Regions from separate parts of the Homo sapiens genome. Here all the other regions are linked to region 2. A link is a contact called in ENCODE Hi-C or POLR2A ChIA-PET data. All regions are on one chromosome and are shown on one strand. Each heading gives the region's core, a stretch centred on a gene start or an enhancer-like site at or near the end of the contact. The rest is flanking DNA. Distances are from core to core; before and after follow the strand shown.

The links. A loop is a pair of places that touch in the nucleus more often than their neighbours do. ChIA-PET counts read pairs that join two places held with the same protein, here RNA polymerase II (POLR2A). Pooled maps may share reads with other maps.
Region 1: a pooled map shows a loop between it and region 2 (6-fold over the local background). The contact joins the promoter of ZNF610 here to the promoter of ZNF816 in region 2. A Hi-C loop is called at or near these places in 1 of 37 single-sample maps with no recorded cell type and 7 of 50 pooled maps. POLR2A ChIA-PET finds 5 or more read pairs at or near these places in 1 of 52 experiments (WTC11).
Region 3: a loop to region 2 is called in a map of naive thymus-derived CD4-positive, alpha-beta T cell, with 4 times the contacts of the local background. The contact joins the promoter of ZNF766 here to the promoter of ZNF816 in region 2. A Hi-C loop is called at or near these places in 1 of 168 maps with a recorded cell type or tissue (naive thymus-derived CD4-positive, alpha-beta T cell), 4 of 37 single-sample maps with no recorded cell type and 13 of 50 pooled maps.
Region 4: a loop to region 2 is called in a map of CD8-positive, alpha-beta T cell, with 17 times the contacts of the local background. The contact joins the promoter of ZNF616 here to the promoter of ZNF816 in region 2. A Hi-C loop is called at or near these places in 1 of 168 maps with a recorded cell type or tissue (CD8-positive, alpha-beta T cell), 3 of 37 single-sample maps with no recorded cell type and 9 of 50 pooled maps.
Region 5: a map of chondrocyte shows a loop between it and region 2 (1.9-fold over the local background). The contact joins the promoter of ZNF480 here to the promoter of ZNF816 in region 2. A Hi-C loop is called at or near these places in 1 of 168 maps with a recorded cell type or tissue (chondrocyte), 4 of 37 single-sample maps with no recorded cell type and 15 of 50 pooled maps.

Annotation. Positions count from the first base shown.
Region 1 is chr19:52,332,786-52,338,723 of GRCh38, forward strand. It overlaps ZNF610 (zinc finger protein 610), which reads left to right and starts at 3,458. Exons shown (of 6, transcript NM_001161425.2): 1 at 3,458-3,721. RefSeq lists an enhancer at 5,242-5,742.
Region 2 is chr19:52,957,912-52,964,209 of GRCh38, forward strand. It overlaps ZNF816 (zinc finger protein 816), which reads right to left and starts at 4,970. Exons shown (of 4, transcript NM_001202457.3): 1 at 4,816-4,970. ZNF816-ZNF321P (ZNF816-ZNF321P readthrough) reads right to left here and starts at 4,970. Exons shown (of 4, transcript NM_001202473.2): 1 at 4,806-4,970. RefSeq lists an enhancer at 4,688-4,937 and a silencer at 4,998-5,197.
Region 3 is chr19:52,267,127-52,273,285 of GRCh38, forward strand. It overlaps ZNF766 (zinc finger protein 766), which reads left to right and starts at 2,461. Exons shown (of 4, transcript NM_001010851.3): 1 at 2,461-2,505. The coding sequence starts at 2,488. LOC124904763 (a long non-coding RNA gene) reads right to left here. Exons shown (of 4, transcript XR_007067331.1): 3 at 4,709-4,847; 4 at 2,118-3,115. RefSeq lists enhancers at 2,202-2,747, 2,670-2,964, 3,398-3,467 and a silencer at 2,258-2,487.
Region 4 is chr19:52,137,873-52,143,267 of GRCh38, forward strand. ZNF616 (zinc finger protein 616) reads right to left here and starts at 2,066. Exons shown (of 4, transcript NM_178523.5): 1 at 1,860-2,066. It also overlaps the pseudogene RPL37P23. RefSeq lists an enhancer at 1,662-1,901 and silencers at 2,022-2,301, 2,312-2,361.
Region 5 is chr19:52,295,857-52,301,870 of GRCh38, forward strand. ZNF480 (zinc finger protein 480) reads left to right here and starts at 1,313. Exons shown (of 5, transcript NM_144684.4): 1 at 1,313-1,367; 2 at 4,538-4,628. The coding sequence starts at 4,557. It overlaps ZNF766 (zinc finger protein 766), which reads left to right. Exons shown (of 4, transcript NM_001010851.3): 4 at 1-190. RefSeq lists enhancers at 1,375-1,424, 1,495-1,544.

The sequences.
Region 1 (5,938 bases), core at 2,208-4,707, 630 kb before region 2:
TTAAAAACTAGTGTGGTCAATAACGGAGTACAAAGCCCATGGTTCCTGGAGGAAGGAATGCTAGACGTAGAACTCTGAGAACAAGTGAGGAGAAATCTTAACATCAGGCGCAAAGGCATCAGGTCCAATAAAATCTTTAATGTTACGGGCTTTAATTAGATCAGCCTTTGCTCAGTTACACACAGAAGAGCCTAAAAAGAGGAAGGAGGAGAAAACATCACTTGCCTTATCACCTCCTCTTCCCTCAGCCCCAGTATCATCAGGCCAAAATAACAAAGAGGAAATGGAAGTCTTACCTAAGCCTCCTCTTCCAATAGATAGGACAAAGGACAGAGGATACACTACAGCTATCAGTCCCTGTGTTAAGCAGGCAACATTAGAAGGAGAGCTCTTAACCTGCTCAGTAATGCAAAATCGGCAAGGCAATCAGGTGTATGTTTATAAAAAGATAAGAAAAAACGCATTAGAAGCCGAAACTGCGCAGCCAAGCAGGCAGTAGGTGGAAGAAAAGGCTCAGCAGCAGAAAAGCTCCCGGTAACCAAGCCGACAAGGCCTGCCCAGGCTGGCAACATCCCCCTGGCAAAGGAGGGAGGGACCGGCGCAGACACAGGCAAAGCCTAAGAAAGTACAACATGGCTGCCTCCCAGGACCTGCACCGCTGCCCTCTGGCTCTGTGGGCAGCCCGTAGCAAAATTTCATGTGTTACGTCCCAGGCTATGATTCTCTGCTAAGATTTAAGTAAAATGTAAGAATTTGAAAAACCTGCTTTCTAATAATGGTCACTGTTGTTACCTCTCTTCTATCCCTGACGTAGCTTTCCAAATTCAATTTAAGTAAAATAGTAACCTCTGAAGGGAGAGAGATTACAGAGGGCCCATGAATTAGTTAAAGAGTAATTAAAAGCTAGGCATGTAAAACCACACATTACTCTTTAAAGGAGAACTTTAAACCTAATTAAATGGTATTTGTTAAATTAAAAGGTAAAAATGCTGTGCCCTTCTCAGAAAGTGAAGAAAAGTTGTATGTAAGTGTAGTGAAAAACTTATGCATGAATGACTGTCTTAACCTACTGATTACAGATAGTCTTTGATTTGTGCTTGCTAAAAGAGTCCTAAATTGAGTTCTCCAGCTATGGAGTCACTGTTTTCAAGACTGTTTGCCAGATTAAACTCCATAAACTTGGTCACATCCCACAGGCCTTCAGCTCCCTGCAGAAAAGAACATGAGTTAAAACCAAAGAAATCAGAATAAATTATGAATAAGTTGATGGTAGTATATCAACAATGGTTTATAAACTGTAAAACCCATACAAAACTAGTATAAGATGTTAATAATAGGGAAAACGGGTCAGGGTATATGGAACTTGTCTACCTTTTTTGAATTTTTTAAATATAAATCTATAAATCTTCTAAAATAAAGTGTATTAGTTTTTTAAATAACTAATTTAGGCCGGGCTTGGTGGCTCACGCCTGTAATCCCAGCACTTTGGGAGGCCAAGGCAGGTGGATCACGAGGTCAGAAGTTCAAGACCAGCCTGACCAACTTAGTGAAATCCCGTCTCTACTAAAAATACAAAACTTAGCCAGGCATGGTGGCACGTGCCTGTAGTCCCAGCTACTCGGGAGGCTGAGGCAGGAGAATTGGTTGAACCCGGGAGTTGGAGGTTGCAGTGAGCTGAGATTGCGCCACTGCACTCCAGCATGGGTATTGGAGTGAGACTTTGTCTCAAAAATAAAATAAAATAAAGTAATTTATAAAATTAAATGAATATTGACTGGAAACACAGATGAAACAAATTTTCTAGGAAAATGTACTCTACCAATTTTGACAGTAGTAGAGACAGAAAATCTAAACAGAATGTAAGATGAAACATATAAGATGATTTAACAGAGAAATTGCACCAATCTTTCAGGCAGGAGAATCACCTGAGGTCAGGAGTTTGAGACCAGCCTGTCCAACATGGTGAAACCGTGTCTGTACTAAAAATACAAAAATTAGCCAAGCACTGTGGTGCAAGCCTGTAGCCCCAGCTACTTGGGAGGCTGAGGCTGGAGAGTCGCTTGAACCGGGGAGGCAGAGGCTACAGTGAGCTGAAACCGTGTCACTGCACTCCAGCCTGGGTGACAGAGCAAGACTCTGTCTCAAAAACAAACACACACACACACACACACACAATGTAATTTACATCTATTTTTTAAAGTTATTGGTTTTTTTAAAAGCAACAGTTGGGCCGGGTGCAGTGGCTCACCCCTGTAATCCCAGCACTTTGGGGGCCGGGGCGTGGGGGGGGGGTGTGGATCACGAGGTCAGGAGATCGAGACCATCCTGGCTAACACGGTGAAACCCCATCTCTACTAAAAATACAAAAAATTAGGCGGGCGTGGTGGTGGGTGCCTGTGGTCCCAGCTACTCAGGAGGCTGAGGCAGGAGAATGGCGTGAACCCAGGAGGCGGAGCTTGCAGTGAGCCTGGGTGACAGAGCGAGACTCCGTCTCAAGAAAAAAAAGCAGTTGGTGGTGGCCTAACATCCCTCCGGGGACAGGACCCATCGCCGAACGATGGGTATGGTGGCATGTGCCTGTAGCGTTTTTAACACACAGGGAAGCGACCGCCAGACTCTCACGGAGATGCCCCGTTCGTTCTGCCTTGGGCCAGGTAAATACGGATTCCCAGGTTGGCCTTAACCCTCCAACGCGCTTGGCGTTGTCCCTCGGAAACTCTCTAGAGATGAGCACTCTAGAGATGACTCAGTGGACTGGGAAAGGCAGACCCACCTCAATTTGGGTGGGCACAATCTAATCAGCTGCCAGCACAGTCAGAATAAAAGCAGGCAGAAGAACGTGAAAACACTAGACGGGCTTAACCTCCCAGCCTACATCTTTCTCCCGTGCTGGAGATCAGAGATGATGATGGAAAGGGAGAAGATTTCTATTATGTTCTGTGGGCCGTCAGCATGAAATTGCACATGCTACCCAGGCAGGGCTTTGCATTTCACATTTTAACTTGCATCGCCTTCACACAGAATTCCAGGCCTTTTAAATTAAATTGTTAAAATTAGTTTTTATTTACTTATTTATTTTAGGACAGAGTCTACACTGAGTATAGCACTGGGTCTACACTACGCCCAGGCTGGAGTGCAGTGGCCATGATAGCTCAGTGTAGACTCGAACTCCTGGGCTGAAGCGATCCTCCAGCCTCAGCCTCTCTAGTCGCTGGGACTACAGGTGCCTGCCACCACGGCCGGCTTAAAATTGATTTTAATAGCAGGAAATTTCCTGGATCTAATCCTCAACTGACGTTGCTTTGCTCCGGCAGGATCCCAGTTTGCAGAGGGCTGAGCTGCTCCAGCCTCACTGCCAGCAAAACCCGGAAAACAGAGGCACTGGAGGCGTGGCCTAGGGAAGCCCCGCCCCGTCCCGTCCCGGTCCGCTCTCTATGCTGCGCGCGCGCAGTTTTTTGCAGACCCGGAAGCGGATCGCGTGGGTAGAAGGTCACACCGCAGCGCGTCAGTTTCCCTTTGTTTAGATTCAATCTGGGCTTCCCAGCTCCCCCGCGCTTCTGTACCCGGGATCTGAGAGTCAACACAGACCTTGAAATCCCCGCACCGCTCCCTCCACCCCGTGTAAATTCAGGCGTCTCCGTGAGAGTCCGGCGCTCGCTTCCCTGTGTGTTAAAATCGCTCGGCGACGGGTCCTGTCCCCGCTCGTTCTGCCTTGGGCCAGGTAAACACGGATTTTCGAGACTCCTTTCCGCTTAAAACTCTTTACTGACCCAACGTCCTGCCCCGCGCTTTTAAAAGTCCTTACCGCAAGGTGGATTCCCGCCCGGGGAGCCTCCCAACCTCGCCCCCGGCCCCTGAAGCGCAGCGCCGCAGCCCCAGTCCCGGCGGGGGAGGCCGCGTCCTGTACTGGGTCCTGGGACCCTTGAGACCCCACACTTCTAATAATTCAGCCCCACCCTTTTCCTCCTTGATCCGGGCCTTCCTACTCCCCAGGCCTCCCCTTCGCAGCCATCGCTACTCCCGACCCCCGGGTGTGGGGACGTGACTTCTTCTGTCTTAGGACATTCAGGATTCTTCGTCCCAAATTCCATCCCACTAAAAATGTGCTCTTGGCGGAGGTGGGCACCTTATTGTACTCCCCTGCCTATGGATGTGTGGGGAAAGATGGTGAAAGAGTGGCAGGAAATAGAAAAATTTTGAAAAAGAAGCATGAGGGAGATCCATAAGCAGACGGCAGAGAGTAGCTGAGAGATTTACAGAGACAGTGAATGAAGCCGAGAATGTAGCAGGGGGAGAAAAGTAACTGGAGAAATGTAGAGAAAAGCTGGGTCTCCAGAGAGATGAAGATGAAGCAAGATTGGGAGAGGGGCAGAAAGGGGGAGGCTCCTCAGACAGAGTAGGGGAGAGGAGGAGGGATTTGGAGCCAGGGCAGACAGAGCAGCATGGTGCTGGGACAGCAAGAGGGGGCAGCTGATGACAAGGAGAGCAGAGGGAGAACCACAGCATGGGGAGGCCTGGGATCCGGGGGGGCCAGAGAGTGGGGACAAGAGAGTGTAGCAGGGAAGAGGAAATTTAACAGGGAGAACAGAGAGGAAGCAGAGATAGGGAGGGCAAGAAACAGGCAGAATGGAAATTGGGGACAATCAAAAATTGGACACAAAGAGGAACAAGGGGTAAAACAAATTGCCAGAATGGAGCAGAACAAATGGAAGAGAAGGAATAGAGGGAAGAGGGGGAGAAACAGCAGGAGAGGAGAGGGGCAGAAAAATAAGCCAATTCTTATGGGAAAAATGAAGTGAAAAAAAGCAGGAGAAAGAAGGTAAGAATGAGAGAGCTGTACAGAATGAGGGAGGGAAACATACTAATGACAAAAGAGGGGGAACCTGAGTGCAGATGAGCGATGAGTTGATGGACTATTATGATCAAATTGTGATATACTGATTTCTCTAATTGTAATCTAATAAGCACAAAATTTATTTCAAAAGTACAGATGAAGATGAGACTTGCAAAGTTCCTGCCTATAAGGGAAGTGCATTTTATAATTCTTGACATCACAAGTTAGCTTCCATTCACAATCCCTGTTCAGCCAGAGGGCAGTGACTTGCCTCATTCGGGTGTGGGTGAGTGGGTAAGACAGGAGGAAAAACCAAAGCGTTTTTCCTACGCTTACAATCAACACAATAGTGAACACCCAACACAGAATGCCACATCTCTGGTCACCAAAATGTGTTGGGGATTACTTCCCACCCACAAGCAGTTCATCAGACACCACCTGGGTGTTGTGTAATTTAACTCAATTTCACACTAACACTATCTATGTGGAGTTAGCCTCAGATTCTACAGGTTGAGAGCTCAGTTCCACAGGCATGCTCCCACTTCAGGTGCCACTTGCAAGTCCTGGGTTGGGACTTGAACCTTGTGACCAACCAACTATGAACCGGGGGTTCCCATGACCCTTTCCTCACATTTTGTGAATTTGCTAGAGTGGTTCACAGAACTCAGGGAAACTTTTTGCTTAGTTTCACCCATTTGTTACAAACCATATTACAAAGGATACAGATGAACAGCCAGATGGAAGAGCCTTCCTAGCAAACTAATCAAAATGAGGGGCTTTTGGACCAGGCGCAGTGGCTCTTGCTTCTAATCCCAGCACTTTGGGAAGCCAAGGTGGGCAGATCCACTTAAGGTCAGGAGTTCAAGACCAGCGTGGCCAACAAGGTGAAACCCCATCTCTACTGAAAATACAAAAATTAGCTGCGCATGGTGGCGTGTGCCTGTAATCCCAGCTGCTTGGCTGAGACACAAGAATCTCTTGATCCCAAGAGGTGGAGGTTGCAGTGGGCCAAGATCGCACCACTGCAGCCTGGGCAACAGTGAGACTCTGTCTCAAAAAAAAAGGAGGGGCTCTTAGTAAACATGTTTTTTTTTCTTTGAGACG
Region 2 (6,298 bases), core at 3,720-6,219:
AATGGAGACTTCTTTTAACTGAGCCAGGCCAAGAGATAAGACCAACTCTGGCTAAGCGGTGGCCAAGGGTGTAGACAGAAGACAACCCTCCAGGGATGGCAGTTAACCAAGCCCTGGTACTTATAGAAGTTAAGCGTAGGGCCCAGCCAGTCAGGCAAAAACAGTACCTGGTCCCCAGAGAAGATCTTGAAAGTATCCAGGTCCATCTCAAGAGCCTGAGAGCCTTTAGAATTACAGTCCCTTGTCAGTCTCCCTGGAACACTCCCCTCCTGCCTGTTCCCACGCCAGGGACCAATGACTACAGGCCGGTACAGGACTTGCACTTAGTCAATCAAGCTACAGTGACTTTACATCCAACAGTACCTAACCCGTACACGTTAAGGTTGCTGCCAGCTGAGGACAGCTGGTTCTCTGGCTTAGACCTGAAAGACACTTTCTTTAGCATTAGACTAGCCCCTCAGAGCCAGAAGCTGTTTGCCTTTCAGTAGGAAGATCTGGGATCAGGTGTCACTGCTCAGTACTCTTGGACCCGGCTTCTGCAAGGGTTCAAGAACTCCCCCACCATCTTCAGGGAAGCACTGGCTCGGGACCTCCAGAAGTTTCCCACCAGAGACCTAGGCTGCGCATTGCTCCAGTACGTTGATGACCTTCTGTTAGGACACCCCATGGCAGTTGAGTGTGCCAAGGGAAAGGATGCCCTACTCTGGCCCTTGGAGGACTATAGGTATAAGTTGTCCAAGAAGAAAGCCCAGATCTGCTGACAGCAGGTACATTACCTAGGATTTACTATCCAACAGGGGGAGCGCAGCCTGGGATCAGAAGGAAAGCAGGCTTTTTGCAACCTACTGAAGCCTAAGACCAGAAAGCAGGTGAAAGAATTCTTAGGTGCTGTGAGGTTCTGCAGACCGTGGATCCCAAACTTTGTAGTACTGGCCAAGCCTCTGTACGGAGTCACAAAGGGGCAGGACCAGGAACCTTTTGAACGGAGATCCCAACAACAGCAAGCCTTTCATGAGTTAAAAGAAAATCTTATGTCAGCCCCAGCCCTGGGGTTACCTGACCTGACAAAGCCTTTTACGCTGTATGTTTCTGAGAGAGAAAATACGGCAGTTAGGGTTTTGATCCAAACTGTGGGGCCCTGGCCGAGGCCAGTGGCCTGCCTCTCTAAGAAACTAAATGGGGATTCTAAAGGTTAGCCCTCATGTTTGAGGGCCTTGGCAGCAACTGCCCTGCTGGCAGAAGAAGCAGATAAACTAACTCTTAGGCAAAACCTGAACATAAAGGCCCCCCATGCTGTGGTGACTTTAATGAATACCAAAAGACATCATTGGCTAATGAATGCTAGACTAAACAAGTACCAAAGCTTGCTCTGTGAAAATCCCCACATAACCATTGAAGTTTGTAACACCCTGAACCCCGCCACCTTACTCTTGGTATCAGACAGCCCTGTTGAGCATAACTGTGTAGAGGTGTTGGACTCAGTTTACTTTAGCAGGCTTGACCTTTGAGACCAGCCTTGGGCATCAGTAGACTGGGAGCTATAAGTGGACAGGAGCAGCTTCAACAGCCCACAAGGAGAGAGATGTGCAGGATATGCGGTAGTAACCCTGGACACTGCCATTGATGCCAGATCGTTGTCCCAGGGCACTTCAGCCCAGAAAGCCGAGCTCATTGCTTTAATTCAGGCCTTAGAACTCAGTGAAGGTAAGACTGAAAATATTTACACTGACTCTCGGTATGCCTTTTTAACCCTTCAAGTGCATAAAGCATTATATAAAGAAAAGGGCCTGTTGAACTCTGGAGAAAAAGACATAAAATATCAGCAAGAAATCTTGCAATTATTAGAAGCAGCATAGAAACCCCACAATGTGGCAGTCATGCACTGCAGAGGACACCAGCGAGCTTCCACCTCGGTTGCCTTAGGGAACTCCAGAGCTGACTCAGAAGCTCGAAAAGCAACATCCACACCCTACTGGGCATCAGTCACAGCCCCCTTGCTCCCTCAAGCACCTGACCTTGTACCTACTTATTCTAAAGAAGAAAAAGACTTTCTCCAGGCAGAGGGAAGACAGGTGATGGAAGAAGGAAGGATCCGGTCACCAAATAGGACAGTACCTGTGCCACAGCTGCTAGGAGCCACAGTTGTACTGGAGGTGCATGAAACCACCCATCTAGGTCAGGAGTCACTTGAACAGTTGTTAGGCTGGTACTTCTACAGCTCACAATTGTCAGCCCTCGCCAAAACCGTGGCACAGCGGTGTGTTACCTGCCGACAGCACAATGCGAGGCAGGGTTCAGCCATTCTGCCCGGCATACAAGCTTATGAAGCAGCCCCCTTTGAAGATCTCCAGGTGGACTTCACAGAAATGCCAAAGTGTAGAAGTAACAAGTATTTACTAGTTCTCGTGTGTACCTACTCTAGGTAGGTGGAGGCTTATCCCACACGAACTGAGAAAGCTCATGTGCTTCTTCGAGATCTTATTCCTAGATTTGGACGGCCCTTACGAATCAGCTCGGATAACGGGCTGGAGTTTGTGGCTGACTTAGTACAGACGACAGCAAAGGTATTAAAGATCACGTGGAAACTGCATGCTGCCTTCTGACCTCAGAGTTCTGGAAAGGTGGAGTGAATGAATCGGATTATCAAAAATAGCTTAAGGCCTTAGGAAAAATTACACAAATGATTTCAGCCCAGGTAAATGAGAGATGCCCCATTAGCTTATTCTCCCCAGTTCACTCTTTCTCCCCGGGTGATTGAGTGTGGATCAAGGACTGGAACGTAGCCCCTGTGTGCCCCCACTGGAAAGTACCCCAGACCGTCATCCTGACCACTCCCACCGCTGTGAAGGTAGAAGGAATCCCGGCCTGGATCCACCACAGCCATATAAAACCTGCAGCGCCTGAAACCTGGGAGGCAAGGCCAAGCCCAGATAACCCCTGCAAAGTGACCCTGAAGAAGACGACAAGCCCTGCTCCAGTCACACCCGGAAGCTGACTGGTCCTACGCACAGTGGAAGCATGAGGAAGCTCATCGTGGGACTCATTCTTCTTAAATTTTAGACTTGTACAGTAAAGGCTTCAACTGACCTTCCTCAAACTAAGGACTGTTCCCAGTGTATTCATCAGGTCACTGAGATAGGACAGCAAATTAAAACAATCTTTCTGTTCTATAGTTATTATGAATGTACAGGCACGTTAAAAGGATCTTATTTGTATAATTCCACTCAATACAAGGTACGTAGCCCAGGAAATGACAAACCTACTATGGGTTATAACCCATCTAAGCCTCCTGCAACCACCGTTTTTCAAATAAGATTAAGAACTGGTCCTTTCCTAGGTGACACAAGTAAAATAATAACTAGAACAGAAGAAAAAAGAATCCCCAAACAAGAAACTTTAAATTTGATGCTTGTGCAGCCATTAATAGTAACAAGCTCAGATTAAGATGTGGCTCTCTTAACTAAGAAAGGAGCTGCACAGTAGAAAATAAATGTTTGTCATGAGGCAGAGGTCTGTGAAAATTTGCCTGTTGCCCATGTGTTATTTAGGCTACTTAGAAAAATGACAAAAAAGACCCGGTTCACTTTCAAAAAAAAGAAGCCAACCCCTCCTGTGCTAGCAGTCACTGTAACCCACTAGAACTAATAATCACTAATTCCCTAGACCCCCGTTAGAGAAAAAGAGAAGGTGTAATCCTGACGGTCAATAGGACAAGGGTAACCCCCCAAGTTGCCATTTTAGTCCGAGGGGAGGTCCCCAGGCCCTTTCCCAAACCAGTGTTTCAAGCCTTTTATAATGAGCTAAATCTGCCAGCACCAGAGCTTCCAAAAAAGACAAGGAACTTGTTTCTCCAGTTAACGGAAAATGTAGCTCATTCCCTCAATGTTGCTTCTTGTTATGTACGCGGAGGAACTACTGTTGGAGACCGATGGCCTCAGGAAGCCCGAGAGTTGGTGCCCACTGATCCAGTTCCTCACACAATTCCAGCTCAGAAGGCCCAAACTAGCAACTTCTAGGTCCTAAAAACCTCAGTTATTAGACAATACTATGTAGCTAAGGAAAGAAAAAACTTCAGCAACCCCGTAAGAAAGCTCAATTGTCTAGGACAGAAGTTGTATACAACAGCACAACAAGGACAGTCACTTGGTGAGGCTTAAACCACACTGAAAAGAACTCATTACGTAAATTTTCTAAATTACAGACTGCCTAGGCTCATCCAGAATTTCATTGAGACTGGACGGCCCCCGCTGGACTATACTAGTCCAGGCACAGAGACTATACTATACTATACTAGTCCAGGCACAGGCTATACTAGTCTGTAGGCACAGAGACCCATCTCCAACAACAAAGAAGAAAAGTGAAAATCTGGGTCCTGGCTCTGGGAATCTAAGGCCAATTAATGTGAACTTTGCAAAACTAGACCAAAAGGAATAACCCCATCTCCCCACCCGTAGTAACAAAGGATCAAAGGGTACTCTCCCTGTAGCCCTCCCACTTCCACCACGTCTCAGATGGAAAGGGAAAGAGCCCAGGAGTGGCCACAAAGCACCGGCCACCCTGGGGCTGCGGGGCTGCAACGCTGCGCTCCAGGGGCCGACTAGAGCGAGGCTGGGAAGCGCTCTTGCCCAGGGCAAGAATCCAGCTCCGGGTGAGGACTTGAAACAGCGCGAGGCGGGAGGACGCGTCAGAAAGGGTTTTGCTAAGGAAAGTTTCGCGACAGGAGGTGTCTGCACGGCCCCACTGCAGAAAGACCGGGGACGGGACCAGCCTCAGGGCAACTTTAAACTCAAAAGGAAGCGACTCACGGACTCTCACCCGGACGTTTCAATTTGCTCTGGGTTGAGAAAAGAGGGGCCGGAACCTGCAGGTCTGTGGGGACCCCACGTCCCCTATATAGCAGCACCAGACAACTAGGAAACGCACACGCCGCCGTGCAACTTTCAGTCCACGCCATCCGCTTCCGGGTCTGTGCCAATCGGCGCAGGACAGAAGCGGGACCTGGGCCAGATCCCCGAGAGGTGGGCGGGGCCTGGGCGAGGCCGGGGCGGGGTGCAAAGGACAAGGGGCCCGGCGCGGAAGAGAAGAGTCTTGGGCTGGGAGGAGTCCGCGGGGGCGGGAAAGGGGCGGGGCCTGAGCTTTTCTCCATCTCGCTCTCCGCGCCTCTGTTTTCAAGGTTTTAGAGGTGAAACCCGCCAGTGAGGCTGGAGCAGCTCAGCAGTCAGGGAAATAGTACCTCCCTGAGAAGTCGCCGTGTGGCGGTAATTGGATCCGGGAAAGTTCCTTGCTATTGAAATTTATTTTAGCAATTTAATTCCAAAGCCTGGAAGTTGTCTACGGCAGGAATGCAAACTAGAATGCGAAATGCAAAGCCTTGCCTGAGCGAAAGGTACAATTTCATGCTGACGGTCCACAGAACAGAATAGAAATCCTCTCCCTTTCAATTCTCCATTCACTGGAGTGGGAGAGTCCACACTGTGCTCAGCTCCTGAGACTTCCCTAGGGCCACCGTCTGGGGTGCGGAGCAGAGGAGTGTGCTTAAACACAGCAGGGATGCGGGCGGGGTGGCAGGAGTCTGGGGTCCCCGCTACTCAGGAAGCAGGGGCGAGAGGATCGCTGAGCCTGGAGTTCCAGGCCAGCCTGGGCGACAAAGTAAGACCCTCTATCCCAGAGCTCCCTCCTCCGTCTCAATAAACAAAAAAGTGATTTAAAAAAAGCACTGACATTGTAACAGTGCATATAAGTTGCCCAGTTGTTTCTTACGTTTATTATTTCATGCTGCACTTAAAATGAGTTATTTTTGTCGTGGAAAAGAATCAAACTGTAAAATATCTTAAGAGATTTATTCTAAGCTAAATATGAATGACCCTCAGGAGGTCCTGAGAACATGTGTCCAAGGTGATGGGGAACAGCTTGTTCTTAGACATTTTAGGGAGGCATTAGACATCAATCAAATACATTTAAGAAATACGCTGCTTTGGTTCAGAAAGGAGGGGCAACTCAAAGCGGGGACTTCTGGGCTACAGGTAAATTGAAACATTTTCTGATTGACAATTGGTTGAGTTTGTCTAAATACCTGGGATCAACGGAGAGGAAATGTTCACGTTAAGGTAAAAGATTGTGGAGACCAATGTTGTTTTCAAGTCTTCTATTGGCTGCCCTTAGAGATAATAGATGATAAGTGTTTTCTATTCAGACCTTTAAACAGTGCGAGATTCTTACTTAATCTCTTCAGGATTGGTAGGGCCTAGAAGAAAAAGATCTAGCTATGTTAACAGAGATTCTTTACAAATGCACATGT
Region 3 (6,159 bases), core at 1,211-3,710, 690 kb before region 2:
AAAAACTTAGCTGAGTGTGGTGGCACGCGCCTGTAATCCCAGCTACTCAGAAGGCTGAGGCAGGAGAATCACTTGAACCTGGGAGGCGGAGGTTGCAGTGAGCCGAGATTGTGCCACTGCACTCCAGCCTGGGTGACAGAGCGAGATCCTGTCAAAAAAAAACAAAAACCAAAAATGTCCATGCTGATCCCTTGAAAATTTTAGAAGCAACAAACTCCCCATATACATAATGGGTTTATAACTTTAAGCTATAATCAGCTTATCCTCTACTTTTTAGTTTCATGAAAAGCTCTGCAATCAACTCATTTCTTTGCTTCAGATCATAAAAGTCAATGCTAAAAGTTGTTTCGTGGCAACATAGCTATTTAGCAATATTGTGTAATATAGACATCTATCTTGTACAGATCCCAAAATCTATCCCAGATACTGCATCTTCAAAAAATAATGCTGACCTAGGCCACCATGGAGTGTGCCTGGAGTCCTAGCTACTTAAGTGGCTGAGGCAAGAGGATGTCTTGAGCCCAGGAGTACATATGCAGCCTGGAAAACACAGTTAGACCCTGTCTCTAAAAAATAATAATAATAATCGAAGTAAAATATGCTGATATGGGCCGGGTGCGGTGGCTCGCGCCTGTAATCCCAGTGCTTTGGGAGGCCAAGGTGGGCGGATCACGAAGTCGGGAGTTCGAGACCAGCCTGGCCAACATGGTGAAACCCCGTCTCTACTAAAAATACAAAAAATTAGCTGGGCATGGTGGCAGGCGCCTGTAATCTCAGCTACTCGGGAGGCTGAGGCAGGAGAATTGCTTGAACCCGGGAGGCAGAGGTTGCAGTGAGTGGAGGCCATGCCACAGCACACCAGCCTGGGCAACAGAGCGAGACTCCAACTGAAAAAAATAAAAATAAAAAATGCTGATATGTCATCTCGTATCCATCTTTGTGACATATCACTATATCCTCATTTTAACCTGCTAATATTTTAAATATGTTCATTTTCATATCTAAACATGATCATACTTCAAGATGGATGAAGGGATCCAAAAATAGGGATATAAGGCCGGGTGCGGTGGCTCACGCCTGTAATCCCAGCACTCTGCAGGCCAAGGTGGGCAGATGATCACCTGAGGTCAGGAGTTTGAGACCACCCTGGCCAACATGGCAAAACCCCATCTCTACTAAAAATCCAAAAATTAGCCAGGCGTGGTGGCACGCGCCTGTAATCCCAGCTACTCGAGAGCCTGAGGCAGGAGAATTGCTTGAACCCAGGAGGTGGAGGTTGCAGTGAGCTGAGATCGTGCCATTGCACTCCAGCTTGGATGACAGAGTTAGACTCTGTCTTAAGAAAAAAAAAGTTGGGGGGGTGAGATATCAGAGAAAAGCATACTTATTAGTACCTGTTAATTCAAAAATATTGCCATAAAATTATTGCCGGCAGACGTAAGGCTATTTAAAATTTGATAATCTAGTTTTACTTCTATCAGGGTTCTATAAAAGAATAATCGGCCTACCAAATACACTTAGAATTACTGCAGAGTTATTCTTTAGATCAATAAATACAATTGTCTTCTGAAGACTATTTTAAGGGCTTTGTTATCTACAGGGGCCAGTACATTGAAGAAGAGAAAACAAACAAGATTTAAGAGATTATAATTTTTAAAATAAAAAGTATGTTTACTTATTACTTTCAGAATGCACCTAAAGTGAATCTGAAATTACAGTATTTTTAGAAAATATTGACCTAAGCCTCAGCCTCCCAAGTAGCTGGGATTATAGGCGTGTGCCATCACGCCCGGCTAATTTTTGTATTTTTAGTAGAGACGGGGTTTCTCCATTTTGGTCAGGCTGGTGTCGAACTCCTGACCTCCAGTGATACGACCGCCTCGGCCTCCCAAAGTGCTGGGATTACAGGCGTGAGCAACCGTGCCCGGCCTCTATTGCTTTTTTAAAAGCAATAGCTGGTGACCTGACTTCTCACCGGCCTTAGCACTCCACGCCCCAGATGTGGCCCAGGAAACTCTTTGGAACTCTCTACTCCAGAGTGAATGGGGAATAGAAATGGAGAGGATTTCTATGCTATTCTGTGGGGCGTCAGCGTGAAATTACACATTCTGCACAGGTTGAGTTTGCATATTGTATTTTAGTTTGCATTCCTTTCACAGACAATTTAAGGGATTTTCAATTAAATTTCTAAATTTTAATTGAATTCCTTAATTTTAATTGTGGGAACTTTCCTGGATCCAAACAACAGACGTTGACCCTCCTAGTGAGATCCCAGGTCACAAACCGTGGAGCGGCTCCAGCCTGACTGGCAAGTGTGGCTTGCAAAACGCGGAAAACCGAGACACGCCCAGAGATAGGAGGAGGGAAGTGCAGGCCCCGTCCAATAAGTATTCAGGCCCCGCCCGCCACGTCGCTGGCCACGCCCCGGCCCGGCCTCTCCGTTCGCGCGCAGCCGCCTGCAGACCCGGAAGTGGATGGCGTGGAGATATGGCGCAACTGCGGCGCGTGAGTTTTCCTTTGTTTAGATTAAGTGTTCGCTTAGCGGTGCCCTCACGCTTCTGTACCCGGGATGTGGGGGGCGGTACAGACCTTGAAATCCCCGCACCGCTCTCTCCACCCCGAGTAAATTCATGCGTCCCGTCAGAGTGTTAAAATCGCCCTAGGGCTGGTTCTGTCTCCGGTCGTTCTGCCGTAGGGCTGCGTAGGCAGCTGCTTTCGCGCCGTTTTCCTGCTTAAAACCCTTCAGTGACCCCTCCGCCAGCCCCGCGCCACGTAAAGTCCCCGCCTGCGAGGCGGATCCACGCCCTCCGGGTCCCAAGCCTCGTCCTTGTCGGCCCCTGGGGCGCAGCGCCGCAGCCGCCATTCGGGAGGGGCCGCGTCCTCTGCCTGGTCTGGGGATTCTGCAGACCCCACCCCTGATCTGCCTGCCGCCGTAGTCCTCCTTGGGCCGTTCCCTTCTGTCCCCAGGCCTTTTCGCAGTCACGGCTTCTCCGGATCCTGTGTTGGGGGAGGTGGCCGGGACCTATCTCAGGGCACCCAGTGTTCTTCCGTCCCAAATTCCTCCCATTGGAAACTGTGCTCTTGAGGAGGTGGGTATTTTATTCCAGTCCCCTCCCTGTGAATGTGAAGTGAAAGAGAGATGGAGAGCGAGGTAGAGGAAACAGAAAAATTTAGAGAGAAAATAATGAGGAAGATCCATAACAAGACGGCAACGCAGAGGGAGGGTGAGAGATTTGCAAAGTGAAAGAAGCACCCCAGGAAGTAGCAGGGAGAGAAAAGCAACTCGAGAAATGTAGAGAAAAGTTCTATTTCTAGACAGATGAAGGACAGCAAGGTAGGGAGAGGGGCAGCAAAGCGGGAGGCTCCTCAGACAAAGTTGGGGAGAGGAGGAGGGATTTGGAGCCAGGGCAGACCGAGCAGCGTGGTGCTGGCACAGCAAGAGGGGGCAGCCGGTGACAAGGAGGGCAAAGGGAGAACCACCCCAGAGATCTGGGGTTGCCAGACAGTAGGGACAAGGGGGCGTGACAGAGAAGAGGGAATTTAACAGGAGGAGCACAGATGGGAGAAGAAAGAGGCAGAAATATATGGAGATTGGAGACAATCAAAAGATTGGAGAGAAAGAGCAACAAGAGGAAAAAAATTGCAAGATGGAGCAGATGAAGTGGAAAAGAAGGAATAGAGGGAAGAAGGGGAGAAACTGCGGGAGAGGAGAGGGGCTCAAAATCTCGGCTCACTGCAACCTTAGCCTCCTGAGTTCAAGCGATTCTCCTGCCTCAGCCACCCGAGTAGCTGGGACTACAGGCGCCCGCCAGCTCGCCTGGCCAATTTTGTATTTTTAGTAGAGACAGGGTTTCACCGTGTTGGCCTGACGGGTCGTGAACTCCTGAGACCTCAGGTGATCTGCCCACCTCGGCCTCCCATAGTGCTGGGATAACAGGCTTGAGCCACCTTGCCCGGCCTCCTCACATTTTATTAATTTGCTGGAATGGTTCCCAGAACTCAGAGAAAATTTTACTTAGGTTTACTATCAGTTATAAAGGTTATTACAAAGGATACAGGTGGAAGAGCCATCCTAGCAAATCAAAATAGAGGAGTGTGTTTTGGAAACCGTTAATTTTATCCATATCTGAGGTGAGGGGCAGTCTTGTGGGACTGAGTCCTTAACTGGGATCTGATTCTATCTCCAGGTAGATACTATCAAAATTGAGTTAAATTGTGGGTCATCCAGCTGGGAGTGTGCCAGAGAACTGGTCAGTATGCGGAAAAACACGTGCACATTTCCATCTCAACCAGTAAAGGGAAGAGATCTCCAACCGGCCCACCCACCTGTCTCAGGGCCTGTGATCTCTACTCAGTAGTAACTGGGAATGGTCTGTCCCTCCCCCTGGCTGTTGCTGACCCTGCGATTGTGCACCAGGTGCCAGCCCTACTCACAGTCTCAGGACAGTGTGACATCCTTCCTCTGGCATCACCAATATTTACTTCAAGGGATTACTTTGGTTAGTGCACCCACATGGAGGTATTGTCCATGAAAACACACACAGACACACTGGCTGGGTGCGATGGCTCACGCCTGTAATCCCAGCACTTTGGGAGGCCAAGGCGGGTGGATCACTTATGGCCAGGAGTTCCAGACCAGCCTGGCCAGCACGGTGAAACCCCATGTCTACTAAAAATACAAAAATTAGCTGGGTGTGGTGACACGTACCTGTATTCCCAGTTACTCCGGAGGCTGAGGCAGGAGAGTCACTTGAACCCAGGAGGTGGAGGTTGCAGTGAGCCGAGATGGAGGTTGTAGTGAGCTGAGATCATGCCACCGCACTCCAGCCTGGGTGACAAGAGTGAGACTGTCTCAAAAAAAAAAAAAAAAAAAAAGCACAGATGAAGCCTTCATTTTCTTGCCACTCCTCCATGATTAAAATAAAAAATATTCTATTAATTACATCTCTCCCTGTAGTGAGTACCCCTCTTCAACGCTCCATTTGAGAACACAGTACACTAAAATCTTGTTTATATTTCTGTCTTCAGTCTTGCCTCCAGTTCTTGATTTACCCCCTTCCAATTAAGCTTTCACCTCCACCATTCCTTTGATCCTTTTTTCCCAGAGGTACCAGTGATCTCTGTGTTTCGAAGTCCAATTTTGAATTTCCTATCCTCATCTTTTCGTCTTAGCAACATGTTGCACAGCTGATCATTCCCTGTTCTTTTTTCTTAGCTTTGAAGACATCTCTAAGTTTAATTACTTTGTTTCAGATTTTTGTGTTACCAGTTTCCTCTGCTGGTGTCTCCTGAAGCTGTCTTCTCTGAATGTGGGAGTGTCCCATGATTTAGGTCTTTTTCATTTTTGTTTTTGTTTTTAAGACACGGTCTCAGTCTGTCACCCAGACTGGAGTGCAGTGGTGCAATCATAGCTCCCTGCAGCCTTGAACTCCCGGGCTCAGGAGGTCCTCCTGCCTCAGCCTCCCAAGTAGCTGGGACTCTAGGTGCATACCACCACACCTGAGTAATTTTTTTATTTTTTAGTACAGACTGGGTTTCCCTATGTTGAATAGGCTTGGATCTCAAAACTCTTCTCATCTCTTTTCACACACACTACCCTTCCTTATCATCTCATCTCATGGCTTTGAACCCCATCTACCTGTCTCCATGTGCCCTGCAGACCTCTGCCCTGAGGTCTAGAAACCTGTGTTCAGTTGTCCCCTCACTTCTCTGCTGGGACATCTAACAGGCATCTCCACCTTCGTATGTGCCACTTTCTGAACTCCCCCAAATGCATTCCCCTGCAGTCCTGCACATCTCAGATGAGGGTGACCCTGTACTTCCTGGGGCTTAGCTGAACTTGTCATATGTTCAAAATATGTAAGATGTTACATTGTAAATACATTAATATATTTTTTTTTCGAGACGGAGTCTTGCTGTGTCACCAGGCTGGAGTGCAGTGGTGTGATCTTGGCTCACCATAACCTCTGCCTCCCGGGTTCAAGCAATTCTCCTGTCTCAGCCTCCCAAGTAGCTGGGACTACAGGCGTGCACCATCACGCCCAACTAATTGTTTGCATTTTTAGTAGAGATGGGGTTTCATCATGCTGGCCAGGATGGTCTCGATCTCTTGACCTTGTGATCTGCCCGCCTTGGCCTCCCAAAGTGCTGGGATTACAG
Region 4 (5,395 bases), core at 816-3,315, 820 kb before region 2:
GAATAAACTAAAATTTAAATCAAGCTTCCAAAATAACAATGAATTAACTGTAAAGCAACTACAAGGAAAAAAGTAAATCCATTAACAAAACAAAAAACCAACACTCTCAACTCTCCTTCAAAGACATACATTGTAGGCCTGTAGAGGTGGTTCACACATGTAATCCCAGCACCTTCAGGGGCTGAGGAGGATGGAGTGCAGCTGAGAGGCTGCAGTGAGCCGATATAATTTTACCGCACTCCAGCCTGGGCGACAGAGACCCTGTCTCAAAAAGAGAAAAAACAAACAAAAAACCAAAGATACATCTTGTAGTGACAGTCAGTCATTTCTTGCCTATTTCTCTCCTCCTCCATCCTCTACTCCCTCCCTGGAAAGAAGAGTTACAAAATGACTGAATCAAGTCACTGCCCTGTGGCTAAATAGGGATTCCAAATATCTTTTGATATAAACAAATACAAAATGCACAAGCCTTGTAGAAAAGAGTGGTAATTTTCATCCTCATGAGTACAATTTAAAGAAACAAATTTTAAATTAGAGTATAAAGTCACAAATCAATACATTAAAACCACCATCCATATCCAATCAACTCACAGCTCATCTGGGTGGGGTCCTCGCCCACTCTCTTCACTACTATGTGTTTCCCGCTCTCATTCTGCACGTCTTTTTTCCCTTTGCTGTTTTTCTCCCCTTTCTTTATTCCCTCTTTTATGTCTATTCTGCCCAATGCTTCGAAATTTATTTCACCTCTTGTTGCTCTTTCTCCCCAAACTTTCCCATTGTCCCCAGCCGCCACGTATTCCTGCCTCTTTTCCCCCATCTGAGCTCCCTGTCTGCTCTCCCTGTTAAAATCCCTCTTCCCTGTTAAATTCCCTTTTCCCTGTTACATCTCCTTTGTTCCCACTCTCTAGCACCCCCAACTTCCTAGGCTTCCTCCTTGCTGTGGTTCTCCCTCTACTCTCCTTTGTTACCCACTCCCCTCTCCTTCAGTCCCAGCACCACGTGGCTCTGTCAGCCGCGGCTCCGACTCTTACCTTTTCCGCCCCCCGCGTCTGACTGCAGTGCCTCCTCCTTTGCCGCCCCTCTCTATTTTGCTGCCCTTCAGCTCCCTGAAGCTCTCCCTTTTCCCTAATTTCTTTATGTGCTTTTCTCCCCGTGCTACTTTCTCCATGCGTCCTCTTGCACTCTTGCTCTCTTTGCCAGTACCTAAATTATCATCCATTTTGCCGTGTACTCATTCTTTTCTCCCCAGTTTTTCTTTCTGTCCCGTCGCTCCCCCTCTTTTCCTCTCCTGATCCCTCTCACCCACACATTCAGGAGGAAAGGGGAGGAATACGATGCCCACCTCCCGGAAGAGCACATTTTCCAGTGGAGTAAAAATTTGGGAAGGAACGACAGTGGGTGTCACAAGACAGACTCGGGTGACCTCCTGCAACGCGGAGTCAGGAAAAGCAGTGGCTGTGAAGGGGCAGCCTGGGGAGGGGAAGGACCCGGCGTGAGGAGGACACTAGGTGGCGCGCGGAGGACACTAGGTGGCGCGGGGGACGGTGTCTCAGGACAGGGAGGGTCTGCAGAATCCCAGGACCTGGGAGAAGAAGCGGCTCCTTCAGGAGCTGGGCAGCGGGCGCTCCCCTCCAGGCGTCGACAAGGGCGAAGCTCGGGGGTCTCGACTGGTGGGAATCCACCTCGCGAGGGAGGACTTGACTTCGCCCGGGGCCGAAGCAGGGGTCAATGAGAGTTTTAAGCAGGAACACGACCTGAATGGGGTTATCGACATGGTTATCTACATGGCAGAAAGGCAGGGGGCAAGGAACAGCCTGAGAGAGATTTTAAACCGACAGGGAAGCAATTCTCGGACTTACGTGGGGAGAAGTGCCTGTTGCAGGGGCGAAGGGGCTATGGGTATTTTAAGGTCCGTAGCGATCCCCAGATCACTGGTACGGAGAAGTGAGGACTGCAAAGTGCACGTTTAATCCAGGCAGACGGAGCGAAGTAATGTTTAATCCACGTAGACTGAAACACACACACAGCGATAAGGCCTTTCCCTGGCGCAATCTGCTTCCGGGAGTGACGGAAACTGCTAGCGGAGAGAAAAAACTGGGAGGCCAGGGGGCGGGGCCTGGGCGAGCCGCGACCAGCAAGGGGCGGGTCGGAAAGAGGGGCCTGACTCGGGGAGGGACCCTGAGAGGGTGGAGCCGGGCCGGAGCGGCAGTGGGCGTGGCTAGGTGGGGCGGGACGGAGCCGCGGCGGAGGATGGGGCGGGGTTTCATGGGGTAAGCGGGGCCGAAATAGAGCCTGTTATTTACTCTGGTTCACAGGCAGCATGTCTTTGGTTTTCTGACTACTTCTTGTCCTGTGAAGCAGCGTTGCTGCCTGCCTATTTTAAGTTAATGTTTCAAAATTTAAGGTTAAAGCTTAAAGTTGTGGTCCACTTATATTAGAAACTAAGATGATTTCTTAACAAGTTGAACTAAGTCAAAACCGATTTTTACAAGCTTGGTGGACTCCATCCACTCTTGCCGATGATGCTGAAGCTACTCAATAGTCAGGGAACTAGGATCTCGCTGGGGATTTGATGTGGAGCCGTGGCTGGATCCAGGAACCCGGAAGACATTATGCCAAGCGAAATATGCTAGACACAGAAAGACAAATACTGCCTGTGCTTTTACACGTGCAAAGTACAAACGTCAAATTTACAGTAACAGATTAGAAGGGTGGTTACCAGGGCTGGGGGATGTATCCTATGCCTTTATCACCATTATATTTTGGAAGCAGATAACTTCTCTGGCCTCACAGATTCACAGCTGGGCAGAAATTTTGCCTCAGGATGAATCACACCTTGATTCTCACCCATGTGTGGTTCAGATAATATTTAGGGGGTATTCTGCCCTAAGAGCTGATACAGGAATGGATTAAGACTTTTGAGAGTTGATACTGAAATGGATTAAGTCTTTTGAGATGGGCCAGCAGTTTTGGAGGCCCAGGTGGGCAGGTCACTTGAGCTCAAGAGTTCAAAACCAGCCTGGACAGCATCGTGAGACCCCCATCTCTACAAGAAATACAAAAAGTAGCCAGGCTTGGTAATGCACTCTTGTAGTCCCAGCTACTTGGGAAGCTGAGGTGTCAGAATTGCTTGAGGCCAGGGATTTGAGATCATCCTGGGCAACATAGCCAGACCTCTCTACAAAAAATTAAATTATCTGGACATGGTGGCCTGCACGTGTGGGCCCAGCAACTCGGAAGGGTAAGGAAGGAGGATCATTTGAGCCCAGGAGGTGAAGGCTGCAGTGAGCCATGAGAAGAGGAGATTTGGTTGGGTGCAGTGGCTAACGCCTATAATCCCCACACTTTGGGAGGCCAAGGTAGCAGGGAGCTAACTTGCATTCTTCTGTTAGCTGAGGCGTTTGATGATAAATGAAAGCAGAAAGTTTGTGACTTATTTACGTTCTTTCCACAGAAAGGCCATATGTCCTTGGCCATAAAGAAAAAGAGACCTACAGCTTATCTGCTTCCTCTATTTTTTTTTATATGTTCTGGACCATGAAGAAAGATTTATAGCTTATTTGCTTTATCTCTTTGCTTTCTCCTGGTCCTTTCAGGCTGACTCCTTTTCCCCAATTAGGGCTCCACAGACTCTACCCTCAAAGGGCATTTTTTTCTCACCCTCCTATAAAATCCCTCCCACAAATAAACCAGGATCCTATTTCCCAGCATGAAAAGTTTGTTGGAAAAAAAACTGAGGCTGCATGGGACCTTCTTTCTCTTCTTCAAAACTACTTCACCTCTTCTCTCTTTTGTCTCTCTCTTCCTAACTGCCCTGCACAATTCTAGGTCCCCAGTGAATCCTTGGGTTGACATGCAAGGGAAGAACCCATAGGGAAAGGAAATCTCTGGCTTTCAGAGATAACTTTTTGGATATCTGGATGCATTCATAACCATCCTTGTGTTACCAGAAAGGGGTCCTGATCCAGAACCTGAAACTTCCATTGCACAATTATAACTGAGAAAATTATTACAGTGAAAGAGATCTGACCTAATCAACTCCATCTTGCTTTTAACCTCCAAGCTGCTCTTGTTCATTCCTGGGCATAGGCTGAACTAACTTTGGAAGGAACTTAGTTTATAGTTTGAAACAAAGACATTAACAGCCCTTTCCCAAAACAAACCCCCTTCCTGCTTGGGGACTAGACTGCCTTTGTAAGACTAACAAATTAGGCACAAGGTGAGAGATGATGGTTTAGGAGTCATGTAGCTGGAGGCTACAAGATTCTCACCCTTCCCAGATTGTTCCTGGGGATAACATTACTATTATAAAACCTAAGATCAGTGCTTGAGATATTTTGCATTCCCTGCACTTGATGGATCACCTGACACCAACCCAGATCCATAAACTGGCTCATCTGGTCTTGTGACCCCACCCAGGAACTGACTCAGTGCAAAATGACAGCTTCAGATCTCTATGATTTCGTCTCCTACCCAACCAATCAGCACTCCCGACTCACTGACACCTACCTATCAAATTATCCTTAAAAACCCTGATCCCCGAGTTTTCAGGGAGACTCATGTGAGTAATAAAAAAATTTCAGGTTCCTGTACAGCCAGCTCCACATGAATTAAACTCTCTCTTGCAATTCCCCTGTCTTGATGAATCAGCTCTGTCTAGGCAGCAGGGAAGGAGAACCTGTTGGGCAGTTACAACCAAAAGGGAGGGTTCTTGGATCTCATGCAAGAAAGAATTAGGGGTGAGTTCACACTGTAAAGTGAAAGCAAGTTTACTAAGCAAGTAAAGGAACAAGGCAGGGTGCAGTGGCTCACGCCTGTAATCCCAGCACATTGAGAGAGGCTGAGGTGGGCAGATTGCTTGAACCCAGGAGTTCAAGAGCAACCTGGGCAACATTACAAAACTCTATCTCTACAAAAAATACAAAAATTAGCCAAGGGTAATGGTGTGCACCAGTAGTCCAAGCTAGTTGGAAGGCTGAGGTTGGAAATTGCTTGAGCCTGGGAGAATTTTTTTTTTTGAGGCAGTGTCTGGCTCCGGTCACCCAAGCAGTAGTGCAGTAATGCCATCTCGGCTCAGACTCTAATTCAACACGGAATGTTGAGCTTCTGAGCGTGATATAGCGGAAGTGCCTTCTCTTCCGGTCTCTCTGGTCTTGGCCGCAGAAGCCAGATGACGAAGGGAACGTCATTGTTTGGAAAGCGTCGCAATAAGACGCACACGTTGTGTTGCCGCCGTGGCTCTAAGGCCTACCACCTTCAGAAGTCGACCTGTGGCAAATGTGGCTACGCTGCCAAGCGCAAGAGAAAGTATAACTGGAGTGCCAAGGCTAAAAGACAAAATACCACCGGAACTGGTGGAATGAGGCACCTAAAAATTGTATACCACAGATTCAGG
Region 5 (6,014 bases), core at 63-2,562, 670 kb before region 2:
TCCAGGTTTTTTGGGATTTCTGTTGGTTTGTTTTGTTTTTTGCTTTTCTACATAATTGTTTGGATAATCTTGTCAGTATCTACGAAGTGCCTTGATAGTAAATATATTAACCCTGTGTATCAATTTGGGGTAATTTCACATTTTTTTCTATGTTGAGTTTATCAATAAATTGATATTGTATATGTCTCTATCTGGGTGTCTTTGATTTCTTTCATCAGCATTTTGTAGTTTTAAAATCCTGAGAATGTTAAATTAACATATTTTTTGACTTTTTTTTTTTTTTTTTGAGACAGAGTCTTGTTCTGTTGCCTGGTCTGGAGTGCAGTGGCACAATCTCAGCTCACTGCAACCTCCGCCTCCCAGGTTCAAGCGATTCTCCTGCCTCAGCTTCCTGAGTAGCTGGGATTACACGCGTATGCCACCATGCCCAGCTAATTTTTGTATTTTTAGTAGAGATGGGGTTTTACCGTGTTGGCCAGGCTGGTCTCGAACTCCTGACCTCAAATGATCCACCTGCCTTGACCTCCCAAAGTGCTGGGATTACAGGTGTGAGCCACCTCGCCCGGTTAATGCTTTTTTAAAACCAACAATTGGTGACCTAAATTCTCACTGGCCTTAGCCCTCCATGCCCCTGGTGCTGTCACTAGAAAACTCTCTGGAGCTGAGCACAGGGTTACCTCTGTCCCTCCCGAAAGAACAGGGAATAGAAAAGGAGAGGATTTCTATTCTGCTTTGTGGGCCGTCAGCATGAAATTGCACATTCTGCCCAGGCAGGGCTTTGCAGTTCATGTATTAACTTGCGTCGCTTTCACAGACAATCCCAGGGCTTAATTAAATTGCTAAATTTAGTTTTTTATGTATTTATTTGAGAGACTGAGTCTCTGTCGCCCAAGCTGGAGTGCAGTGGCCGTCATAACTCAGTGTAAACTCGAACTCCTGGGCTCAAGCGATCCTCCCGCCTCAGTCTTCGGGGTAGCCGGGACTACAGGTGCCCGACCGCACGGTCGGCTTAAGATTAACTTTAATAGCAGGAATTTTCCTGGATCTAATCATTAGCCGACTTTGCTCAGTCCCGGCAAGAGTACAGTTCCGAGACAGCTGAGTTGCTCCAGTCTCCTTGACAGGTCTCCCCGGCAAAACCCGGAAAACAGAGGCACTGGAAGCGAGGCGGAGGGAAGCGCAAGCCCCACTCCGCCCCGCCCCCGCCCCCGCCCCCGCCCCCGCCCCCGCCCCCGCCCCCGCCCCCGCCCCCGCCCCCGCCCCCGCCCCCGCCCCCGCCCCCGCCCCGCTCGGACCCCTCCGCTGCGCGCGCAGTTTCCCACAAACCCGGAAGCGGATCGCGTGGAGTGAAGGTCACGCCGCGGCGCGTGAGTTTCCCTTTGTGTAAATTAATCTGCGCTTCCCAACTCCCCCGCGCTTCTGTACCCGGGATCTGAGGGGCCACACAGACCTTGAAATCCTCGCACCGCTCCCTCTACCCCGACCAAATTCAGGCGTCTCCGTGAGAGTCAGGCGGTCGCTTCCCTGTGTGTTTAAATCGCTCGGCGGCGGGTCCTGTCCCCCGTCCTTCTGCCACAGGGCCATGTAGTCACCTCCTGTCGCGGAGTTTTCCTGTTTCAAGTCCTTCAGTGATGCTTACATCCGCCCCGCACAGCGTAAAGTCCTCCCCCGCTAGGCGGATTCCGGTCTATGCGGTCCCCCAAGCCTCGCCTTTGTTGGCCCTGGAGCACAGCGCTCCAATCTCAATCCAGGAGAAGCCGCGTCTTCTGCCCAGTGCTGGGATTCTGCAGACGCCACCCATCTCTTGATCCAGACCCTACCTTTACCCTCCTTGATACGGGGCCCCGCTACTCCCCAGGCCTCCTCTTCCCAGACACCGCTTCTCCTAACCCTGCGTGTGGGGAGGTGACTTACTCTGTCTCTTGACATCCAGTGTTCTTGCGGGCCAAATAACACCCCACTGAAAAGGTGTTCTGCTTGTGGACATCGGATCCCAATTCCTTCCATGTGAATGTGTGCAGAAAGAGAGACGGAGAGCGAGGGAGAAGAAAGAGAAAAATTTTGAAGGAGAAAAGAAGATTGAGGGAGAGCCGTAAGCAGATGGCAAAGTAGAGAGTGGATGGAGGATTTGCAGAGACAGCGAATGAAGCCGAGAAAGTAGCAGGGGGAAAAAAGCAACTGGAGAAATGCAGAGAAAAGTTCCATCTCCGGAGAGATGAAGGACAGCAAGATAGTGAGAGGGGCAGCAAAGTGGGAAGTTCCTCAGTTTGAGAGTGGGGGAGAGGGGGAGGGATTTGGAGCCAGGGCAGACAGAGCAGCGTGGTGCTGGGACAGCAAGAGGAGTCAGCTGGTGACAACGAGAGCAGAGGGAGAACCACAGCAGGTGGAGGCCTGGGATCTCAGGGTGCCAGAGAGTGGGGACAAGGGGGTGTAACAGAAAAGAAGGGATTTAACAGAGAGAGCAGAGGGGGAGTAGAGTCAGGGGAAGAGGCAAGACCGGGCACAGTGGCTCACGCCTGTAATCCCAGCACTTTGGGAGGCCAAGGTGGGTGGATCACGTGAGGTCAGGAGTTTGAGACCAGCGTGGGCAACATGGTGAAACCCCATCTCTACTAAAAATGCAAAAATTAGCCGGGCGTCAGCGCGCGCGTGTAATCCCAGCTACTCAGGAGGCTGAGGCAGGAGAATTGCTTGAACCCGGGAGGCGGAGGTTGCAGTGAGCTGAGATTGCGCCATTGCACTCCAGGCTGGGCGACAAGAGCAAAACTCCGTCTCAGGGAAAAAAAAAAAAAAGAGACAAATAGGTGGAGAATGGGATGATCAAAGATTGAGCAGAAAGTTTGGAAGAGGGGTGAAACAAGTTGCCAGAATGGAGCAGAACAGGTGGAAGAGAAGGAATAGAAGGAAGAAGGGGAGAAACATCAGGAGAAGAGAGGGGCTCAAAATGAGCAGAATCTTAGGGGAAAAATAAAGGGGGAAAAAAGCTAGAGAAAGAAGGTGAGAATGAGAGATACGTACAGAATGAGGGAGGGAAACACAGTACCCAGAAAAGAGGGAACCCTGGGTGCAGATGAACGGTGAGTTGATTGGATATTATGATTAAGTTGTGACATTGATTTATCTATTTATAATTTGATAATATGAAATATACTTTAAAAATACAGATGAAAATGGATATGCAAAACTCCTGTCTGTAAGGCTGGTGCATTTTATAATTCTTGGCATCAGACTTTAGCTTCCACTCACATTCCCTATTCAGGCACAGGTCAGTGACTTGAGTCATTCAGGTGTGGGTCACCCACTTTCCTTTTCCTGGGATGGGGTAGGGTGTGGGCGAGTGTAAAAGATAGCAGGAAAACCAAAGTGTTTTTCCTACTCTTGCAGTCAACACAATAGTGAACACTCAACACAGAATGCTTCATATCTGATGAACAAAATGTGTGGGGATTTCTTCCCACCAACAAGCAATTCGTCAGACACCGCCTGGGTGATCCGTAATTTCAGTCAAGTTGACACTGTCTACTTGAAGTTAGCATCAGATCCCACAGGTTGGGGGCTCAGTTCCACAAGGCTGCCGCTACTTCACGTGCTGGTTGTAAGTTCCTGGTTGGGACCTGAACTTCAACCAAACATCTAAAAATTGAAGATTCCCTTGACCCTTTGCTCAGATTTTATTAATTTGTTAGCCTCATTCACAGAACTCAAGGAAGCATTTTGCTTAGTTTTACCCATTTGCTATGAAGAATATTGCAAAAGATACAGATGACTAGCCCGATGGAAGAACCCTCCTAGCAAATTAATCAAAAGAAGGGGCTTTGGGATACCCTGATTTTTTTTTTCTTTTGTTTTGTTTTGAGACAGAGTTTCACTCTTGTTGCCCAGGCTGGAGTGCAATGGCATGATCTCAGCTCACTGCAACATCCATCTCCCAGTTTCAAGCATTTCTCCTGCCTCAGCCTCCCAAGTAGCTGGGATTATAGGTGTGTGCCACCACGCCCAGCTAATTTTTGTATTTTTAGTAGAGACGAGGTTTCACAATGTTGGCCAGGGTGGAATAAATGGAGTTCAGTACTGTTTGAAGTTCCAGGCATCCAATGGGGGTCTTGGGACATCTTCCCCATGGATACGGGGATTCCAGTGTGTTCTGTCTCTGGTGCTGAGCACCAAGGCTCTGTGTCCTCCATTTCTGAGGGATTACATGAGCCTGGGATCCATAGAGAGGAGAGGAGGGGCTGTGCTCTGCATGGGGTTTGGTCAGGGCTGGGTCTGGCCCTGAAGGGGAGCTTAGACCAGGCCAGCTCCCCACTGCTGCAGCGTGCGTGTGGGCATCTCTAGGAGGGGAGCAGGTTCTGAAGACGAGTAAAAAACTCACTTGTTGTTCTTCCTGTAGGAGTTTCTTGTCTCTGCATCAACTCTGGTGCAGTGGGCAGCAGAGGACATCTTTCCGCAGGGTGAGGTCTAACCTGTGTGTGTGATTGTGGCACAGGAAAAGGGTGTGTTGATTCTAAGCCCTAAACAGCATATTTTTGACATTTAGGATTGACTTCTAAAGAGTCATGCTGTGTGATGAAAAAGCCCAGAAGAGAAGGAAGAGGAAAGCAAAGGAGTCAGGGATGGCTCTTCCTCAGGTGAGATGATATTCTCGGTGGATTGTTCTGTCTCCTTTCTTTCAGAAACGCTGGGCCTTCGAGTTGGGAGTCTTCTCTGAGTCTGAAGTGTCCTGCCTGACAGGTTTGCTCACGCTTACCTATGCCTTCCCTCAGTGCCGAGACCAGCTTGGTCGTGGGGACCCTAACCTAGTGGCACTAGAGGAATTAAAGACACAGACACAAGAATAGAGTGTAAAGTGGGATCAGGGGCCAACAGCCTTCAGAGCTGAGAGCTGCGAACAGGGTTTGACCCACATATTTATTGACAGCAAGCCATTGATAAGCATTGTTTCTATAGATTATAGATTAACTAAAAGCATTCCTTATGGGAAACAAAACATTCTTAGCAAGGAGTAGAGAAACAGTCTTTGGCTAATTATCTGCAGCAAAAACGTGTTAAGGCACAGGCCACTCATGCTATTGTTTGTGGTTTGAGCAGTTTTCCACTCCGGGCAGGCCAGGTGTTCCTTGTCCTGCTCCAGTAAGCCAACAGCTTCTAGCAGTGTGTGTCATAGCCATCACAAGCACGTTTCATTGCTGCAAAAATCCTGCTTATGGCCAATTTCTTTAAAGCCTGTTGCCAGCATGTTCCCCTTTCTGTTTTTGCAAAGTGACAAAGGCAAAGGCTGCTTTGTCACGGTGGGCTACTTCTCACAGGATTCGGGATTCGGGATTTGGATCTGCATGCTACACAAAGACAAACAACACAGATTAAAAGCACAATCATCATTGAAATCAGGGAGCCTCCAATTGTCTTGATCCATTTTAACGGGTTAATAGCTGCTAATCTGTCTGCAGCTCCTTCAAGCTCTTTAGTTCCTGGCATTAGCATCAGATGTGCCTGAGAGGCTTGGAATACTTGTTCCTTCAGTTTTGTAATATCTAAAGATAAATTTCCAGTATGACCCTTTAAATGTCTCTTAACTCTTTCCTACTCATGCTCTGTTTCATTATACAGATGAGGAGTAATGCAAAAATCAGAAGTATTCCAATCACATTGTATCTGCATTCTATATTCTAGACTAACTACTTGATCTCCTAGCCGCATTACAGTTTATCGGAGATCATTGATTTGATTAGCTAGTTTTCAGTCTGTGTTAGTTTGGGAATTCCACTGCAAAGTAGAATTTTTCTGCCAATTATTTACGTAGTCTGCTCTTTGTACTGTGGAATGCAAAGTAACTCCAGCTACCGTGGCAGTAGCTGTGACAGCAATCAATCCCATAATGATTAAAATTAAAGTGGCAATGAAACACCGAGAGTACCTCAAACTCTTTTGAAGAATTTCAGTAATGTATGCACAGAAGGAGAGGCTTCCCAAGGACAGGAAAGCTTTACAGGTATCCATACTCCTTCTCAGGCTCT